Regions from separate parts of the Homo sapiens genome. Here all the other regions are linked to region 2. A link is a contact called in ENCODE Hi-C or POLR2A ChIA-PET data. All regions are on one chromosome and are shown on one strand. Each heading gives the region's core, a stretch centred on a gene start or an enhancer-like site at or near the end of the contact. The rest is flanking DNA. Distances are from core to core; before and after follow the strand shown.

Region 1 (4,544 bases), core at 763-3,262, 58 kb after region 2:
TGGGCTGAGCTACCAGGTGGGCAGTGCCTTTCTCTCCAGCACTGATGGGAAAGATGATGCTTCGCAGCTAGTGGATTACTGCCAGGTAGTCGACCTATCCAAAGGGACATCTCAGTCCCACTTTAGCAACCATCAGGTCAGCATCATCACCACCACCCCCGAGCTTGAGCAACACTATTTCCCCAGGCCTGGAAGCAGCCAGAGTGGGGCAGGGAATGGCAGACAGCAAGCCACCCTCAGACACACCTCCGAGTCCATGCAGCCTCCCGCCTCCATCCCTGGACTCTGCTTTAAGCTGCTTATCTCCTCTCTTGCCCTTTCTCAGACTCTCAAACCCATCCCAGCCTCCTGGGAACAGGATAGGAGACAGGGAGAAGGAGGGAGAGACAAGAGGATTCAAGCCAGACAGCCCCACGGGAAGAAAGGGGCTAGGTGGCTGGAGGATTGTGCCCTTCAGCCCACCCCTCCCAACCACCTTAATTCACCTCAGCTATTTCCCCCAAGCCTCTGAAGCTTCTGTGGCCAGGGTTTTCAGGTCAGGGTTCAATGCTCATAACTTCCCCAGATCCTTTCTTGGAATCGTTTATATAACCACCCCCTCCCCACAACTTAGTCCTATTTTTCTGGAAGGGAAACAGGACCAAAACTTGGGTCGGGGAGATTAACAGTGAATCACTGAGTCCAAGTATCCTGCCTGTTTACTCTATCTGCCAGGAACCATAATCTGGCATCTCTCCTACACAGAGAAATTAATACTCCTCTACAACTTACAGCGCCCCCCTATAGGGGTGGAAGAGGAGAGGGCAGAGCTCTAAACAGAGACCCTGGGTGGATGAAGGAAAAGCCTCTGAGTCAGGGCACAGAATCGCAAATCCCCTGAAGGTAGCTGGGCCCAGTGGCTAGACCTCCAGCCTTCCCAGGACCATAGCTCCCATTTCAAAGGGCAGAAGAAAACCAGGAGGCAGGCGGATGAACTCGGTAGTTTGAGGTTCTATGAGATGTCCTCAGATGTGGTCACCCTCCAAACTCTATGTAGCAGGAGGGGAGCGCTCTCCTTAGAAGACTCCCTTCTGTGAATCTCTAGGAGATCCTGTCATGTGCAGGGCTTGCTAGCCCTACACAATTCTTCTCATAGGAGGCTTTGTCTTGGACCCCTTTTATGGAATGTGATGAGAAACTTGCTCCTCTTTCTCCCCATCCTTATCTCCTCTGTCCTGTCTTTTTTTCTCCATTAGCTTCCCCTATAACTTCCCACCTTTCTATCCCATAGTTTCACATGCCTCTGCCTCTTCCCAAACACCGCGATTCACTACGGCAGGACCTTCCTCTGAGCCTCCAGGATGCTTCTGCCCCACCCCTCGAGGTATCGGCCCGCACAGCCCCGCCCCCTGCATCTCAGCAGCCTACTGGTATTTCCCAAAGCTCGGATCCCGAGAGTAGCCCCAAAGACCCTATCCTCTCAGCTGCCTTTCCCCCGGAGCCTCCCCTACGTCTGCCCCGCGGTCCCATCCCTGCATGTGCCCCCTACTGTTGCATCTCTTGGCCTTGATCGACTCGCCCCCAGTGCCTCTACAGCACCTTTTCCCCCTGGCCCTACCCCAACAACCGCCCCTACTACTAAATCCGACTTCTACCCCTCGTCCCCGCCCCCTGCGCCTCAGCCCCCAACAGCTGCAATTCCCCTCGGCCCCACCCCTACATCTGCCCCGCAGCCCCGCCCCCGGAGCCCCGCCGCAGCCCCTTCCTCGCTCTCAGCTACTTCTCTCCCATCCTCAGCAGCTCGTGCCTGCCACGTCGTCGGCGCCCACCCGAGCCCCGGCACCCAGTCTCGGTCGCTTCCCGGACACGGCGTACCGCCGGGCTGAGTCCAGATGGGGATGGGGGGAGGGGGCCGGTACCTTTAATTCGCCCAGCTCCGCCATCTTGAGACATCGCAGGCGCCCCAGCCGGAGCCGGAGCTCAGGCCCAGGGACCGGCGCACAACTCTCCACCCTGGCGCCGGCCGCAAATGCCGCCTGCTCCGCCCAGTCCGGCCCCCTATACCTCCCCTTCCCGGCCCCGCCCGCCTGGCTTCGGACAAGCCCCAGCCTGAGCCCCTCCCTCCACAGCCGACCCAGCAGCTACACGTCTGCGGCCGGTTGGCAGGACGCGTAGCCCCGGAGGGAGTGTATGGCCCCCAAGATCGCGGGGTCCCTAGGGCAACGGGGAGGAGGCGGGCCCGAAGTGCCTGGTGGAGGGGGGCTTTGCCACGGCAGAGTTGGGAGGGGACAAGCTTTTAGGGAGCCAAAGATACTTGAAAGATGGAGGGAAAGTATCGGGAACTGCTAGAGCTCAGAGAAATGGGGGAGGGGGTAGCGAAGTTGGAGCGCAAACCCTCATCTCCATCTCTGCATAAGTTTAATCAACTAAAATCGAGAGGTCTTCCAACTCGGGAAATGGGCGAGCGCTGATCCGTCTTAGGGAAGCCGTGGAGTCGGCATTCAGTAATTCACCCTCTCCTCCTCCCCCATACACCAACTACAGTGCAGCTCGTGGTCCGATCGTAGGACTCAAACTCGGCAGCAAAAAAAAGTTTGGTGCGGGGAGCGGGACTTACCAGCACAATTGTGGGAAATGGAGAGAGGGCTCGGGAGGCTCAGAGGGCGAGCTGGAGAGGTGGGGGAATGGGGCTCGGCGCTGCTCCTGCTGTCCGCACGGCAGAAGTTCGGTCCAGCAGCCGGACGCGGCGGCCGCGGCTCCGCCCGGGCCGGAGCTCCGCCCGGCCTAGCGCTCGGGCTGGGGCCGCCCCCTCCAGGGGAAGCCCGCCAGGACCGCCAAGAGGGAAGGGGGGCGGAGCTCGGGCGAGAGAGGGAGGGACTCAGAGCTCGACGTTGGAGAGATTAACTCCTGGTGTGAGTGGATCTGGAGAGACGAGATCCTTGGATCCCATCATTCTCACTACCTCTGTGACCCCTCAACGCTTACGTATGGGATTGGGGTGGTGGCACACTGCTGCTAAGCCGGTGTGAACCAGGTATCTGACAGTATAAAGCAGTCTTCCTTGAAATGACAACTGTCCCTCCCTAGGGCAAAGCCTGGGGTACTGAATCCAAAGTGTACCTAACAGTAACTACCCTAGATACACGTGCAGAATACCTCCACCAGAGCCCCCATACCTTTGGTGTAGCTGAAGATGAACAGAGGGGTTTTCTTACCCACAAAAGGGATCTTTCTGTCCCTCTCTGAACTGCCTACCCACTCTCCTTCCTCCAAAGCCTTGGACCCTCCAGAGGCCCCATCCCAACCAAGCTGATCACTCACATGCAGGCACCAAATTAAATCTGTTTCTGTATCCATGGAAATACCTATTTTTTTATTTTTTTGGGGGGGGACCAAGTCTCACTCTGTCACCCAGGCTGGAGTGCAGTGGCGCGACTTGGCTCACTGCAACCTCCGCCCCCCGGGTTCAAGCAATTCTCCTACCTCAGCCTCCCGAATAGCTGAGATTACAGGCCTGCGTCACCACGCCCGGCTAATTTTGTATTTTTAGTGGAGACAGGGTTTCACCATATTGGCCAGGCTGGTCTCAAACTCCTGACCTCGTGATGCGCCCGCCTCACCTTGGCCTCCCAAAGTGCTGGGATTACAGGCGTGAGCCGCCGCGCCTGACCCAGAAAATACCAACTTAAGGGAAATGTACCCGCACTACATACTGAGAAACTCACAGCATTTTATAGTTGGCTGCAATTTGTTCAATAAATATTTGAGTGCTTATCAGGGATCATTAGGTGCTGAGGACATAAAAGCCTTGCAGGAGTTCACAGTCTAGCAGCAGAGACAAGACATGTTAAACCTATAATCAGCACACCAAAAAAGGGCTTTAATAAATAGGAAAAATCCTTTTATTTAGCTTAAGCCTTCAGTATAATCCTCCTCATAAGACCCTACCCAGGCCAAAGATTGAAGGTGCCAGTTGAACTGGAACTAGGCCCAGTTACTTTGTGGTTTTTGTCCCTAGGGAAGATGCCACCCTCTCCTAACACTCAGGTTCTTTCCTTGCTGCTTTGCTACCCAAATTGGTGAGCGCTTCAAGCTAAACTCAGACTCAACTAGTTCTAAATTCCAGCTGCTCCCTTCCAACACCTGAGTCTTCATCAGGTCCTGAGATCTTTTTTGCTGTTGTTCTGTTCAGTCCTCTAGATCAAAAGTTACTATAGTTTGTATTTCTAAGAATTTTCAGTAGTTGCAGGATGAGGAAGGTAGGGAGGATTATTAAAAAGAGACAAAGCGGGGATCTTTCGGAAGTGATGGATATGTTCATTATCTCGATTGTGTAATGGTTTTATGGGTGTATATGCATATGAAAACACATCAAATTGTATACTTCAAATACATGCATTTTACATGGAGAGACATATTGACGTATATCAGTTGTACGTCAATAAAGCTGTAAATGGCCGGGCGCGGTGGCTCACGCTTGTAATCCCAGCACTTTGGGAGGCCGAGGCGGGCGGATCACGAGGTCAGGAGATCGAGACCACGGTAAAACCCTGTCTCTACTAAAA
Region 2 (4,496 bases), core at 242-2,741:
TGGGAAGGGTCTTGCTCTGTTGCCCATTCTGAAGTGATATGGTACGATCTTTGCTCACTGCAGACTCAACCAATCCTCCCACCAAAGCGTCCCAAGTAGCTAGGACTATAGGCGTACATCACCATGCCTGGCTAATTGTGTTTATTTTTTGCAGAGATTAGGTCTCACTTTGTTGCCCAGGCTGGTCTCAAACTCCTGGACTCAAGTGATCCTCCCACCTTGGCCTCCCAGAGTGCTGGAATTACAGGCATAAGCCAACAGGCCCAGCCACTGTGGGCTTTTCATAAATACACTTTGATATGCTGAGTTTCCTTCTATTCCTAGTTGAGTGTTTTTATCATGAAAGTATGCTGGATCTATCAAATGCTTTTTCTGCATGAATTGAGATGATGATGCAGTTTTTGTCCCTTATTCTGTTAATGTGGTATTCTCTTTACTTTGATGTGTTTGAAATTTTCCATGATAAAGTTTGTTTTAAGTTACAACAGTCTGAGAAACATAGTCGGGTGAAGAAACAGTTAACCAAACCATATACTGAGCAAACTTGCGGCCATTTAAAATAAAAGTAGATCAGAAGTAATTTGTTACATTAGAGAATTAAGGGGGGAAGTCTACTTATATTTACTAAACACATGATGTGCTTGACACTGTGCTATTCCACTTAACCACTCTGTGAGGTAAATATTGTTATTGCTATTTTACAAACAAGAAAATGAAAAAAAATTGTGCCCAGATGGCCTTCCAGAGACAGCCCCAATAAGACCTCTCAGCCCATATATTCTTCTGCAATGTGACCTTCCCACTCCCTTTAAAGACATGCAGTTTATTTCTCAAGCCCCTTGAATCTGGGAGGCCCTGTGACTTCTTTAATAGATACAATACTATGCCAGTTCCAAAGCCCTTAACTGCCTGGCAACTTCTACTTCCTAACTCTTGGAACCCTGAGCAGCCACATAAGTTTAGACTACTCTGCTGGATAAAGAGGCCATCTCAAAGAGCACTGAGACATCAGACAAGTAAAAGGAAAACACCATCTTGGATCCAGCCTAGGGCAGAGTCTTCAGATGGCCCCATCTCCAGGTACTATCTGACCACAACCACATGAAAGACCTTAAGGGGAGAAGTGTCCAGCTGAACCCTGTCAATCCACAGAAACATGAGAGATAATAATAAGTTATTGTATTAAGCCACTACATTTTGGATAGACTTGTTAGGCAATAATAGAAAATCAGAACATTGCCCAAGGGATGAAAAGGAGCTTTAGGACGGGCGCAGTGGCTCATGCCTGTAATCCCAGCACTTTGGGAGGGCCAAGGCGGGCAGATCACAAAGTCAGGAGATCGAGACCATCCTGGCTAACACGGTGAAACCCCATCTCTACTAAAAATACATAAAAATTAGCTGGGCGTGGTGTTGGGAGCCTGTAGTCCCAGCTACTCAAGAGGCTGAGGCAGGAGAATGGCATGAACCCAAGAGGCAGGGCTTGCAGTGAGCCAAGATTACGACACCGCACTCCAGCCTGGGCACAGCGCAGAGCGCACAGCAAGACTCCGTCTCAAAAAAAAAGAAAAAGAAAAGGAGCTTTAAACCTTGGTCTTTCTTGAATCCAAAATTCCATCTTCTTTTCATTATACCATGCTGATTGAAAATAACTATGCTTTTAGGCCAGGCACAGTGGCTCAGCCTATAATCTCAGCACTTTGGAAGGCCACGGAGGGAGGATCACTTGAGGCCAGGAGTTCGAGCCTGGCCCAACATGGCAAAACCCCGTCTCTACTAAAAATACAAAAATTAGCCAGGCGTGGTGGCACATGCCTGTAATCCCAGCTACTGTGCAGGCTGAGGCAGGAGAATTGCTTGAACCCAGGAGGCAGAGGTTGCAGTGAGTGAAAGAGTGAGACTCCATGTCAAAAAAAAAGAAAGAAAGAAAGAAAATAACTATGCTTTTAAAGGGAGGAACACTAAATCAAGAATAATAATCAAATGCCAATTATATGTCAGGCACTATGGAAATCTATCCTACGCTTACCTATTAATACGTCAAGTCTTCACAACAAACCTCTCCCCAAAATATTTCCAATGTATGCAGTCACAAAATCTTACCCCTCAGTAACTCATTTCTCTCTTTTTCAGTAACTCATTTCTAATTCAGTAACTCATTTCTCTCTTTTTTTTTAAACTGAGACAGGGTCTCGCTCTGTTGCCCAGGCTGGAGTGCAGTGGCACCATCTCGGCTCACTGCAACCTCTGCCTCCCAGGCTCCAGAGATTCTCCCACCTCAGCCTCCCGAGTAGCTGGGACTACAGGTGTATACCATTACGCCCAGCTAATTTTTATATTTTTTGTAGAGACGGAGTTTTGCCATGTTGCCCAAGCTAGTCTCGAACTCCTGAGCTCAAGCAATCCTCTCATGTTAGCCTCCCAAAGTGCTGGGATTACAGGCGTGAGCCACCACGCCCAGCCGAGTCATTTCTATCATCCCATCTGTAAAAGAAAAGCATAACAAAAAACCTAAGTTACTTACCTAGAATCACTGGAAACAGGAACCCAACTGTTTCCACCAAACTAAGCTGCTTTCCCCCTAGGCTCTAAAAGATTACTGTAAACAACTCTAGTGAAGATACTCAGTGGCAGGTTCTGAATCGAGAACAACTCCCTAAGCATAGCTTAGCCCTGATGCTTACCCACTTAAAAGAACAGCCCAAGAGGACACAAAGCACTAGAAATATAGGAAGGAAAGGAAAAGGGTGGTTTTAATGCATTATTTCTTTTGCCTCCCGTATTTCAAAGGATTAGTTATCACAATACGTGACACCTTAGAGGACAAGGAGCTACAAATTCAGACCTATTTATATCAGGTCACATAATGTGAAATTTAAATACTCTTGAAACCTATACAAGTTTGTATCCAATACTTATTCAGTACATCAAATGTAATATAAAGACTTACTACTTTTTTCCTAATTTCACAGCTATGTTTTTCTACCTCTTCGTTATCAACTTAAAGTGTTTATTTTATCTAAAACAGAAGTTCCAATGGTGATTAAAGTGTCAAAAAAAAGAAGCCCATTTTCTGTCTAGTCTGACAGCCACAATTTTAAGTTAGTCACATTCTATTGTTTATACTCTCTTTGAGTATCACATGGCAAGACAGTCAGAAATTTCTAATTAGAAGGATTAAGAACACAAAATGTTTGCCACACATCACAGCTCCTAGGCCAGTACCCACTATACTTTTACTCTGATGCTAAGTCTCGTCACTAGGTCAAAGAGACTGGTTCCCTTTTCAAGCCAGGTTATACATCCTCCTCCCTTTTCAAAAGCATCAAGTGAACCCCAAAACAAAGACAACAGAACTTCTGAGTTCTGTTCCCAGTTCCACCATTATCCTCAAGGTCTCTGTGAAAATCTCTTTCTAGAGTACAAATACTGTCCTCACTGACTTCTTTCTCTCAACTCTCCTTCAAGAAATTAAGGAAGACATACCTCTCATTCATTACAAGAAAGAGAAAGTTTCCAGTCTAAACATTTTGAAATTAGTTCTCTGAGCTCAAGGAGTTGTAAGCAATTGTTCACTTGGCTATTAATAAAGAAAATCAGTTTACTAAAAAGGAAAACAATAGGCCACAGTTTCAGTGTTACACAAGGATACCTATACAATTTAAATACTGTTTGAAGGGCTGTGATTCAGTTCCAGGCCAATAAAACTACCTTGATTTATGGTTTCATCCCCCTAAGAATAGTAACATTCACATTCACAACCTTTATTTATTTATTTATTTTGAGACTGAGTCTCACTCTGTTGCCCAGGCTGGAATGCAGTGGCGTGATCTTGGCTCACTGCAAACTCTGCCTCCCAGGCTGAAGCAATTCTCCCACCTCAGCTTCCCAGTAGGTGGGAATACAGGTGCCCGCCATTATGCCCAGCTAATTTTTGTATTTTTAGTAGAGATGGGTTTCACCACATTGGCCAGGCTGGTGTTGAACTCCTGACCTCAAGTGATCCACCTGCCTCAGCCTCCCAAAGTGCTGGGATTAGAGGCGTGAGCCACCGCACCCAGCCACCTTTATCATTTTGTTCCTTAATTCAGGCCATGATTGAACACTGACATTACAGATTCCAAACAGGAGTGCATAATCAACCAAGCTTCTTTAGCTCATTGTGTACCAAGGCAGAAAATCAGGTCACAAGACAAAGTGTTACTTGATACAAGCTTGATCAGATGGTCAAGAAGCCAAATTTTCTAAGGAAGAAACACACAGGACTACAAGAATTACCAGAGAAAATGTTAATTAACCTCAGACAACATAATATAGCAGAAAAGATTTATAGTGTTTTTGGCTTGCTCACACTAAAGGCAGCAAGAAAGGGAACAACCCAGTGGCATAAATATAAAATGATAAATGAGCCAAAAAGTATAGATGTTTAGCTCTGATGTGTACCACAATAGTTTAGAAGTAAAATGTACTTTCTTGCTTTTAGCTTAGGCTGACAG
Region 3 (4,194 bases), core at 736-3,235, 49 kb before region 2:
AGTTCATACTTTTCCTTAAATAGAATGACCTAAGATAGCCCACCTTGTCTTTAAAATCTCTAACTCTAAACCCGAACTGATGGGAACAGAAACTCCCAGACCAAAATGCTGTCCCTTGTCACTAAATTCCTCCAGTGCTTACAAATAAAATAGTATCTATGACTAAGATACCTAACTGTACCTGACACAAAGTAGATTTGAAACAAACTCCCAGCCTATTTTTTTCTTCTCCTTTCCCCAATGTCAGTATCATGTGTCCAACACAGTTTTTAATCATTTGATCAGTTTTTCTTCAACTTGTTACAATCAATTCTTATCTATCTTTGTACCTCTTTATTCCCAATGGCACCTAAAAAAGAGACATAATTGCTCAGGAAATACCAACTGACTAACCTAATAAAGGGGTAGGAACTTTCCAGATTTGGCACCCAGATAGGAATTTTAGAGGGCTATAGCTTCACTTAAAGGTCCTTAATATAGGAAGGTATTGGGATTTTTTTTCTTATTTTTTTGTCTTTTTATTTTGTTCACTTTTTAAACTTTTCACCTGTCAGAAGATACCGGGATTTTGAACCGAGATCAGAAGATGACAGAATAAGTATAAAAATGAACCTACCAACTTGTTCCTGAGTTACTGTCACTGTTGGAAGAGATGTGATCTTTTCCTTGTCAGCTGGGGGAGGGCCTGTGTTTTCCAGTTGTCCTAAAAGCTACAAAAAAAGAGAAAGAAAAAGACGAAGTGGCAGACATCGCAATATCCCTGGAGAGGGAACTGCTCCAGCTGAGAACAAACAGTGCAGACATTAGGTATGTTAGTTACTCTTACTTCTGCAAGGCTCTGAGAGGCTTGGGTTTCCCCTTTCCTGCTGCCAGAACACTCATAATTGCTTTACAATTTCAGAGTGACGTTCGTATAAGCCTACAGACAAACCCATGATTGCAAGGCCCACCTCTAGGCATAAAGCAACTTCAGAGGCAGCAAAAGGGTTGTGGTGTCACGAGTAAAACTATAGCTTAATAAAAAGTAAAATGTAACTGGTCCAAAAGCTTCATCTTCTGGAAGAAGAAAAAAGCGAGAGTATGAAAAGTAGCATAACGTGAGCCAAGAAATAGGTAAATTACTGCCTATAAGACGACTGAATATAAAGGACATGCTTTCTAGTCTCAGAAATCCACAACGGAAATGAAAAACCAATCAAATTAAAATGAACATAAACAAGTGGAAGCAATTATACATGGCATGGGAATACTTTTTTCTCTGCTTCCTTCCCCTACTTTGCTCCATCTAGCAGAAATCCCTGCTTCAACATGTGAGGAAACCCTCCTTTTTTTGTGAAATATTTGTTAATAGAATCCTTATAGAACTGAGCAAGAGAGACAAAAATACAAAATACTATTTGTTATAGAAGTCTTTTCTTCCTATGGAGGTGAAACCATCTTCTAGAAATTCCCTCAGACCTAGGAAGTGCATGGATGCTGAGCTAACCCCATAAATCATTCATCCCTTTAGTAAAATGGAAACCCCAAAGCTCAAAATATTAGAGAAAGCAGAGTGACTGCCATTTCAGAAAGTAGCAGAAGGAAAGCAGGAAGCCTGTGGAACCATGAGACACACTGAACAGACACCCTCAAAAGGCAGCTCCTCACCTGGGTTACAATGGCATCAAGCCCTGTCTGACCCCAGGCATAGTCCCCAGGGTTGGAGTGCAGCATCCCGCTCCTATACGTGAGATGAGATAGACAGCATTAGATGGAGTGACCAGGCTCTGCCTTACACCACAGAAAAAAATTGGCAGAGGGATCCTGTTCTCTCTCAGAGCTGGAAAGTCACTAGTCCTCCAGGATCAAGAGGCAAAGAATTCTGTACATTTTCAAGATCAAACAGACTATCCAGAGATAGTACCTCATTCTCTAAGAATTTTACTTAACTAGAACATAAAATGTGAAGCTACCTAAAGTACCACATGACACGCCAGAACAAAAAGAGTGACTCATTGCCTGTTGGTTTCAAAAATTTGTGTTTTCTGTGCCCACTGATATTAAACACAGATGGAGCTGCTTTTTAAGGAGAGTTTTCCCTTCATGACTGGTCAAAATCTACAGCAAACATCCCTCATTATAAGAGGCCGCCCACAGTTCTGGACAATGAGGAGCTTTCAAGTAGAGAAGCAGCCATAGCAGTCTCTCTGAATCACAACTTAGAGCAATTATAAAAGGGACTTGGCAACACCGTTTTTTTTTATTTTCCCTCAGAGCTGCTGGTACACTACCAGCAGAGGTCCAGACTACTGGATGACAGAGGTCCTAAAAGGACTGAGGTTCCTTTGAGCAAAGAAACCTTCTGGGCCACAGTTAGAAGCAGCAAATAATTTCTCAGACAAGAAGAAATTCCATCTTTAATCCCATCATACATAAGTGTCACTCTGATACTGAATTACAGCCTATTGTTTCTTCTGACAAATCCTCTTACTTTGAAAAAAATGAAGTTCAGCATAATGTTTTCAATTTCAGAAATTCTTAAGGAGTAAAATATTCCTGTGTAGTCTACTGGGGAAACCCACAAATCAGATACCAAGCCTGGCAGGGACCATCTCATTCTCTACCTCAATACAACTCTCAGACCTGAATATAAAAGGAATCAAGACATTTCTAGCACCCAAACATCCTGGGGGACCAGGACGGCCTTCCTGAGCCTGAATAATAATAAAAAAAAAAGTTCTGATTAAGTTTGGGCTTAGCAGATAATGGCAGTGTAGCAGCCTCCAGTTACATCTACATACTCACCTATGCAGCTCTTTTTTTTTTTTTTTTTTTTTGAGACAGGGTCTCTTTCTGTCGCCCAAGCTGGAGTACAGTGGCGCGATCTCGGCTCACTGCAACCTCCACCTCCCGGGTTCAAGTGATTCTCCTGCCTCAGCCTCCGAGTAGCTGGGACTACAGAAGCATGCCACCACGCCTGGCTAATTTTTTATATTTTTAGTAGAGACGGGGTTTCACCATGTTAGCCAGGATGGCCTCGATCTCCTGACCTCGTGATCCGCCAGCCTCGGCCTCCCAAAGTGCTGGGATTAGAGGCATGAGCCACCGCACCCGGCCTATGCAGCTCTTTTTCTCTACTGCACAGAAATGACAGCACCTAAAATATGTCACTCCAATAGAGTAAGATAGAAAACAATTAGTTACTTACCAGGAAAAAGGGTGTGGAGATCCAGGAATGGCAGAATTTGCAAAGAATCCTGCAAAGATGTGTTGTAGTATTCTGTTACAGAAGAAAAAATTAGATAAGACAACAGACTAATGAAAAGTACTCTACAGATATCCATGGCTGCCTAATCACCAACTAATTCCCTAAACCAAAATGGCTTTTCATTGGCTAGTACACAAGAGACAGCATCAGAAATCAGCCTGCCACACAGCGGTGTGCTATTTTGCTATTATGGCTATCTTCCTGAGCTCTGCTATCTTACAGATTAATAGATTTTTGTGAATTAAGCTGGAAAGGGATCTGATGGTATGGTATAGTTTTTCAAACTATGTTCCCTGAATATCTGACATCAACATAAGGAAGGGTTAAAAGGGATGCCGAGCCAGTGGAACTCTGGACCCACCTCCCTTTAACAAGGGTAGTTCCATTTTTGTATGTTGTACACATTGGGTTTCTGAATAAGATATCATTTAAAGAGTCCTTTAAAAAAAAGTTTAAGCAATAATTCTATGTTAAGGTTGTTTCAGATGATTATAACACAAACACATATAAACACACACATGCTTAGCATTTGTCACTCTGAATACTTAAGATGGCACAGGTACACAGTTCTTTACACGAATGAGTCTTTGTTACCCAAAGAGATACTGGAGTGATGCCTCAGCAAAAGAAAAACCTGAAGAAATTGTTTCACTGGATCTTCTGTGTTCTGGATGATATGCAATTTTTTTTCTTTTTTGAGACAGAGTCTCGCTCTGCCGCCCAGGCTGGAGTGCAGTGGAGCGATCTCGGCTCACTGCAACCTCTGCCTCCCAGGTTCAGGCAATTCTCCTGCCTTAGCCTCCCGAGTAGCTGGGATTATAGGCACCTGCCACCACACCCGGCTAATTTTTTGTATACTTAGTAGATTTAGTAGAGATGGGGTTTCACCATGTTGACAAAGCTGATCTTGACCTCCTGACCTCAGCCTCCCAAAGTGCTGGGATTAC

Evidence for each region. Hi-C counts contacts between places; a loop is a spot of excess contacts on that map. ChIA-PET counts read pairs that join two places held with the same protein, here RNA polymerase II (POLR2A). Pooled maps may share reads with other maps.
Region 1: a map of A673 shows a loop between it and region 2 (4-fold over the local background). The contact joins the promoter of PIAS3 here to the enhancer-like site in region 2. A Hi-C loop is called at or near these places in 2 of 168 maps with a recorded cell type or tissue (A673 and Caki2) and 2 of 50 pooled maps. POLR2A ChIA-PET finds 5 or more read pairs at or near these places in 5 of 52 experiments (GM12878, H1, PC-9 and 2 more).
Region 3: a loop to region 2 is called in a map of heart left ventricle, with 9 times the contacts of the local background. The contact joins two enhancer-like sites. A Hi-C loop is called at or near these places in 5 of 168 maps with a recorded cell type or tissue (HL-60/S4, PC-3, ascending aorta and 1 more) and 3 of 50 pooled maps. POLR2A ChIA-PET finds 5 or more read pairs at or near these places in 6 of 52 experiments (B cell, Caco-2, Panc1 and 3 more).

What each region holds. Positions count from the first base shown.
Region 1 is chr1:145,857,069-145,861,612 of GRCh38, forward strand. It overlaps PIAS3 (protein inhibitor of activated STAT 3), which reads right to left and starts at 2,013. Exons shown (of 14, transcript NM_006099.3): 1 at 1,899-2,013. The coding sequence starts at 1,922. RefSeq lists silencers at 2,050-2,139, 2,610-2,819.
Region 2 is chr1:145,799,625-145,804,120 of GRCh38, forward strand. All of the region lies in intron 1 of RNF115 (ring finger protein 115), which reads right to left. Among named protein-coding and RNA genes, the nearest start is that of RNF115, 22 kb to the right of the region's middle. Within about 2 kb of position 1,492, at least 2 of the 41 ENCODE cell types and tissues checked have a DNase peak (open chromatin) inside an H3K27ac peak, as active enhancers do.
Region 3 is chr1:145,749,791-145,753,984 of GRCh38, forward strand. RNF115 (ring finger protein 115) reads right to left here. Exons shown (of 9, transcript NM_014455.4): 5 at 3,188-3,259; 6 at 1,648-1,720; 7 at 617-710. Among named protein-coding and RNA genes, the nearest start is that of CD160, 32 kb to the left of the region's middle. Within about 2 kb of position 1,986, at least 5 of the 41 ENCODE cell types and tissues checked have a DNase peak (open chromatin) inside an H3K27ac peak, as active enhancers do.